Linked DNA regions of Homo sapiens: region 2 is linked to region 1. A link is a contact called in ENCODE Hi-C or POLR2A ChIA-PET data. All regions are on one chromosome and are shown on one strand. The core of a region is the stretch at or near the end of the contact, and the rest is flanking DNA. Distances in the headings are between cores, read along the strand shown.

The links. Hi-C counts contacts between places; a loop is a spot of excess contacts on that map. ChIA-PET counts read pairs that join two places held with the same protein, here RNA polymerase II (POLR2A). Pooled maps may share reads with other maps.
Region 2: a loop to region 1 is called in a map of ovary, with 1.8 times the contacts of the local background. The contact joins two enhancer-like sites. A Hi-C loop is called at or near these places in 5 of 168 maps with a recorded cell type or tissue (PC-3, PC-9, ovary and 2 more) and 2 of 50 pooled maps. POLR2A ChIA-PET finds 5 or more read pairs at or near these places in 3 of 52 experiments (MCF 10A, WTC11 and activated naive CD4-positive, alpha-beta T cell).

The regions. Positions count from the first base shown.
Region 1 is chr2:69,081,333-69,084,147 of GRCh38, forward strand. The region is part of intron 8 of ANTXR1 (ANTXR cell adhesion molecule 1); the gene reads left to right. Among named protein-coding and RNA genes, the nearest start is that of MIR3126, 21 kb to the right of the region's middle. Within about 2 kb of position 1,424, at least 23 of the 41 ENCODE cell types and tissues checked have a DNase peak (open chromatin) inside an H3K27ac peak, as active enhancers do; they include ovary, where a contact is called at or near this core.
Region 2 is chr2:69,148,693-69,151,417 of GRCh38, forward strand. All of the region lies in intron 12 of ANTXR1 (ANTXR cell adhesion molecule 1), which reads left to right. Among named protein-coding and RNA genes, the nearest start is that of MIR3126, 46 kb to the left of the region's middle. Within about 2 kb of position 1,324, at least 11 of the 41 ENCODE cell types and tissues checked have a DNase peak (open chromatin) inside an H3K27ac peak, as active enhancers do; they include ovary, where a contact is called at or near this core.

The DNA of each region.
Region 1 (2,815 bases), core at 174-2,673:
GTTGCCCAGGGCTTGGATTCATCAAATCCCCAGATGCTCTGCTTCCTCAATCTGATGCTCATGTTTTGATCTTTCCACTGTTCTTCAATCCTCTCTCCTTCAAGAGGAAGTACTTATGTGTCAGATTTTTTCAAAATGTTCCCACTTGTTTTCCATTTTAGTTTCTTAACTGAGAGGGATAGGAAAAGGGCAGAAGGAAATTAACAGCTGTAGAGAACTTACTTTGGAACCAGACATTATCCCTTTTTCCCATATAATATTATTTCATTTAAAAATCATAACAATGCTGCAAAATAAATATTCCTATTCCAATGTTACAGATGAAGAAACTGAAGCTCAGATAACCTGCCCAAGACCACACAGCCCTAAGGGGGAAAGCAGGGTTAGAACCCACTTTTTCCTTGACTCTAGAGCCCATGATTTTTCCTACCTCTATTTTCTTAGGAAGCTAAAAATAATCAAAACCACCATTCAGTGAGTTCGTACTATGTGCCAGGTACTGTGCAAATCATTTCACATAATCATCTCCTTGAATCCTCACAGGTGCCATTTGATGTAGAAATCATTACCCCTTTTATAGAAGTAGATACTAAAAGTTCAGAGAGATTCACCAACTTGTCCAAGGCCACACAGCACAGTGAGTAGTGATCCCGAATAGACTCAAGTCTTTCTAATGCCCACGATGTGAATGCCCACTGTGTTCTACTAAACAATGCAGGCAGGCCAGGAAGTAGCTCCATTTCAGAGAGGAAGACACTGAGGACTGAAAACGTGAACTGGCTTGACAGAGGCAAGACCAGAATCCATGTGGCCTGATCTGAATACACCGTGGATGGGCAGGGGAGCACTTTGCCTCTTACTACCAGGTAGAGACCACCTCCAGAAATCATTACTGCCCAACGGATGAAGTACCATCGTCCTGAGAAGCTGGAGAATTGACACAGGCTGCAAGGAACATCTCCCCTTCCACACTTGCACAGGACTCTACCTCTGAGCACCACGACAGTTTTCCCACTCGCTTCTGCAGAATATGGTGATAAAATTACAAGAAGAAGTCTGGATGGCTGGAAGATTGTAGCCCTTGAAGCCAGTAACACTGTAAAGGAAGAAACTATTCCTGTGCCTTCTCATATTGTGGCTTCTTCAGGGAATTTCCACCGACCACAACTGGTGAATTTAGCACCAGCCCTCGAGCAAAAGTATGAAGCAAAGGTCCAGCAAGGCTCCTGGGTCTTTGCTTGCCTTTTCAAAAGTGTTTCAGGCAGTGAAACAGGAACCCGCATAAAAGCTGGGTTCAGATAACACCGAGATGGGTCAGCAGCTTTGAATCCCAACACTCGGCCTGGTTACCGTGATGCCAGCTCCTCCTCCCAGCTATCCCCACTTGGTGTGCAACTGAGGGTGGTGCCTGAAACCAAGGACACTGTCTGAAAAGGAGAGCCCACAGCTGCTGGCACCAAGCCATCTCCATCTAGGAGAATTTCCCTCGAATAAATATTTAAGCCGACATCAGGCTTCCTGTTAAGGAGAGTGAGTCAGCACATAGAGCTTTCTGCATGTTTGATCAACAATAAACAACAAGCATTGAGCAAACACAACTATGTTTGCAAGGATTTCTCGCAAGCTGTGGCATGACCATCCTTGTTATCAGGGAAACTGTGAGATCAACGGAACCGAGGAATCAATCTATTCCATGGTATATATAAATTTATTTTATTTATGAAAACCAGATCCTGTGCTGATTTGTCCCTTCCACTCATGGGAAGCAATGTAATCCCCTAATCTGGCCCAGGCCCTAACAAAGCTGTGATAAAAGGTGAAATCTGTCTTCCAGGCTTGCCTCCCAGCTACTCTTCCAAGACCCCAACAGGAACTGCAAAGGGTTTTCCTGTGATCAGAATTCATGTCACATTCCCAAAGTCCTGGAAAGTGTCTGCCTTATTGAACTAATCCCTTTTCCAGGGCTAGCAGATGGGGAGGCACATTTCAGCAGCAGCAGCTCTTCTCATAAATCAGGCTTGTTGGTCACTGGAGGCAACCTCCTTCCCTTCCTTCGCCCCATCTGAATCCTGTCCAAAGGCACCCTTCAGTCTTCCCATCTCTACAAAGCCTGCCCTGCTCTCTCCTCTTCCATGAGCTCTCCCTGCCTTGGACTCCAGTGGCACCAATTTTTTGAAGCTCTTGCTTGGCATGTGGATCTGTTCCATGCCTCTGCCATTCCTCCTGGTCACATGCTAAGTTGTGCAATCCCAAAGACTGCCCTATGTGTCATATTTCCCATGATATGCAGCCCTGTGCTTTGCATATTTATTAATTATAAAGCAACCCAGAGTACCATAGAGCTTTTGTGACCCAGGGAAGACCTACACTGCACAACAAGAGGGCAGTCTGTGGCTCCGTTTCTTGTAAAATCCCCTCAGCCTCTCCCCTCCCCTCTCTTCCAAGATTGCATCTGTAAAACATGGCATTCTGGGCACCATTCACATTAGCAGGCTTGGATACGAAACATAAATAGAATCAATTGTAATTTCTGTAGTGGGCAGAGAATCTTTTTTCAAAAAAATCTTTTGCCTCAGCAGTCATTAATTAGACTCAGATTTTGCAGACACTCAGACCAGGCATTTCTCCTACACTATTATTTCTATTCAGCTTATTAAAAAGTCCAAATTGAACAAGAATTCCCAGAGCTTGAACAGGCTACAAAGATTGCAGAGGGGCATGTTCAGTTAATCCTCAGATCATTCCTATTCTTCCTGCAGCCCCTCCTCCTATATTGAGGAATCTGCTGAGACCCACTATAAAAGCAACAGCAGAA
Region 2 (2,725 bases), core at 74-2,573, 67 kb after region 1:
TTATTACCATCATTGTCATTATTCTTATTCCACCAAAATGTAAGCTCTTTAAGAATAAAGACTGCCTATTTTGTTCACTACCTGACACAAAAGGTACAGGATATACAGCTGTTGAGTAACACGTTGACCACTGCATGTGGTTAATTGTTTATACGAATGCCCAAGCCCCATCAGCCAGCAGAACACAAGCATCTTGACTAGCCAATCAATCCTGTATTTCCTGGTTCTGCTCAATGGGGAAATAATAGACCCTCAATAAACGTTTGCTGAATGAATAAATGAATGAACCTCTGAGGTTGCACGTACACGTTATCTCCTTCTAAAACATCAGCTTTAGCTCTAAGTTTATCAAAAACTCATGCCCTTCATTCTTTTAAACTGGATATCCAGGGGCTTCTGGAAGATCTCAAAAAACAGACAGTGCATTCGGGGGCTTTATCCCAGAGCAGTCTTCAGAGGAGGATAAAGTTCCTCAAGAAGTGTCTGCCCCTGTGCATTTCCACCCACCAGGACCCCCTTTCCTGCACCTCTCCCCTTCCTGAGCCCCCCGGCTGTCCTCCACCACAGCCAGAGGGAACTGGGCCTCATTAGGGGGACAGTTTGTTCCTCATTAGGGGCACCAAGCTTGGCTGGAGAAAAGCCAGCTATCACTTTATCCAAAGCCAGGAAATCTCCCAGTATGGAAGCCCCCTCTCTCCCATTCTGCACCAAGTCCTTCATTCTCGCTACTTCACGGAAAACCTTCCTCTAGAAGGAAGTAAAAAAATTCCCCCAAAATATATCAGCCCTTCTGCTTTAGTTCATCTACCTAAAGTGAAAAAATAAAACCAGGGAGAGGGGAAATTGTGTATAATGTGAATAAACGTAGTCTGTAGACTTTATTGAAGTACTGCTGTTTTGTAAGCCTCTTACTGACCAGAACCACTTATTATTCCAAATGCACATAGATTTATGATCTGAAATGCTCACCATGTTTTTTACCCTGGAGAACTAGAGGGAGAGCGAGTTCCAGCTCAGTGTTTGACAAGATAGCTTACATCATTTTATCCCCACGTCAATGCAGTGAGGCAAGTGAGGTTTATTATCTTCCTGTTATGAATGTGGGCTGTAGAGACTGAGAGATTAAGAGGGTTGTCCTTGGCCAGCCCTAAGTTTGGAGAAAACATGTAATTTCATTCTGTCACTACTGAGCCCATCGCTCTCTGCCATCACCCATGTATAAATGTTGCAGCCCAGAGCATCCCGTCGGCCATGGCATGTCCATCGTCTGGCCCCTGTGCTCTCTTCCCTCCCCCAACTACCCCTGGGCTGCCCAGCCCTGCACCGGCACTTGTGAGGCTGCAGCTCCCCTGGGGGCAGTCTGGCATTCCCAAGCTCTGGCTAGGGACCAGAGGTGTTTAGTTCCCTGGCTTTTTGGTCAGAGACATTCCAGGGAGTTTCAGCAAGTAAGAGCTGCCTTTAAACAGCTTCCAGCAGCCCCTGCTGAGCACTCAGAGTGGGAGTGAGCCACATCCCAGCTCTGCTATTCACCTGCTGTGTTACCCTGAACAGACCACCCAGCCTCCCTTCCCTGTAATGGAGAAGAGGGAGCAGCTTTGAGAATCTGATAGTGCTGTGAACAGTCTCCCCTGAAGACACTTGCACTAAACATCACAGGTGTCATTTCAGGAGGGTCACAGTGTCCATCCATTGAGCCCACCTGGGTACCCCATAGATCCCCTGCCCCTGGATAAGAATCCCTGGGCCCAGTGAGCTCTAACACCAAAGTGGGAAGCCCCCAGATACAGATTTTTTTAAAGGAAACTTCAGTAGTTTATTTTCTCACTATGAAAGAAAGAAAATAGATTTTAAAAGGAAAATTACTATAAAACCACTACCAGTAAAATTACTATTAATAATTTAGTAAATATAAATTTAAAAATTTAGTAAATATCAGACAGTCTTTATGTCTCTCTCACTCTTGACATACATATACATAAATCCATTATACCAGGAGTGTTTTGTCATCTTATTTAAATATCATTTAAATATTATTTGACAATATGGCTGGGCAGAATGGCTCACACCTATAGTCCCAGCAGAGTGGGAGGCCAAGGCAGAAGAATCACATGAGCCCAGGAGTTCAAGACAAGCCTGGACAACAAAGTGAGACTCCATCTCTACAAAAAACAAAAAAAAATAATTAGCCAGGCATGGTCACATGCACCTGCAGTCTCAGCTACCCAGGAGGCTGAGATGGGTGGATGCCTTGAGCCCAGGAGTTCAAGGCTGCAGTGAGCTATGATCACACCACTACACTCCAACCCAAGTGACAGAGTGAGACCCTGTCACAAAAAATATGAATAAATAAAATTATTTGACAATGTAATGTCTACATAGTAACCGATTGCGTAGTAATTCTGTAATGCATTATTTAACTTTCCCCAATTGTTAACCATTTATGTTTTCATTATTATTATTATTATTATCTGTACAAACATATCTGATTATTTTCTTTTTTTTTTTTTTTTTTTTTTTGAGACGGAGTCTCGCTCTGTCGCCCAGGCTGGAGTGCAGTGGTGATTATTTTCTTAGACTAAAAGTGGAATAGCCAGTTCTATGCAGAAGGAAGCTTTTGATACCTATCACAATTTGCCCCCTCTCTCCTAGAAAGATTTGCTGATTTGCACTCCCAGTAGCTGTAGGGAGGCAGGGTGGAGGGGACTTAGACCCGTGTTCCTAAGCA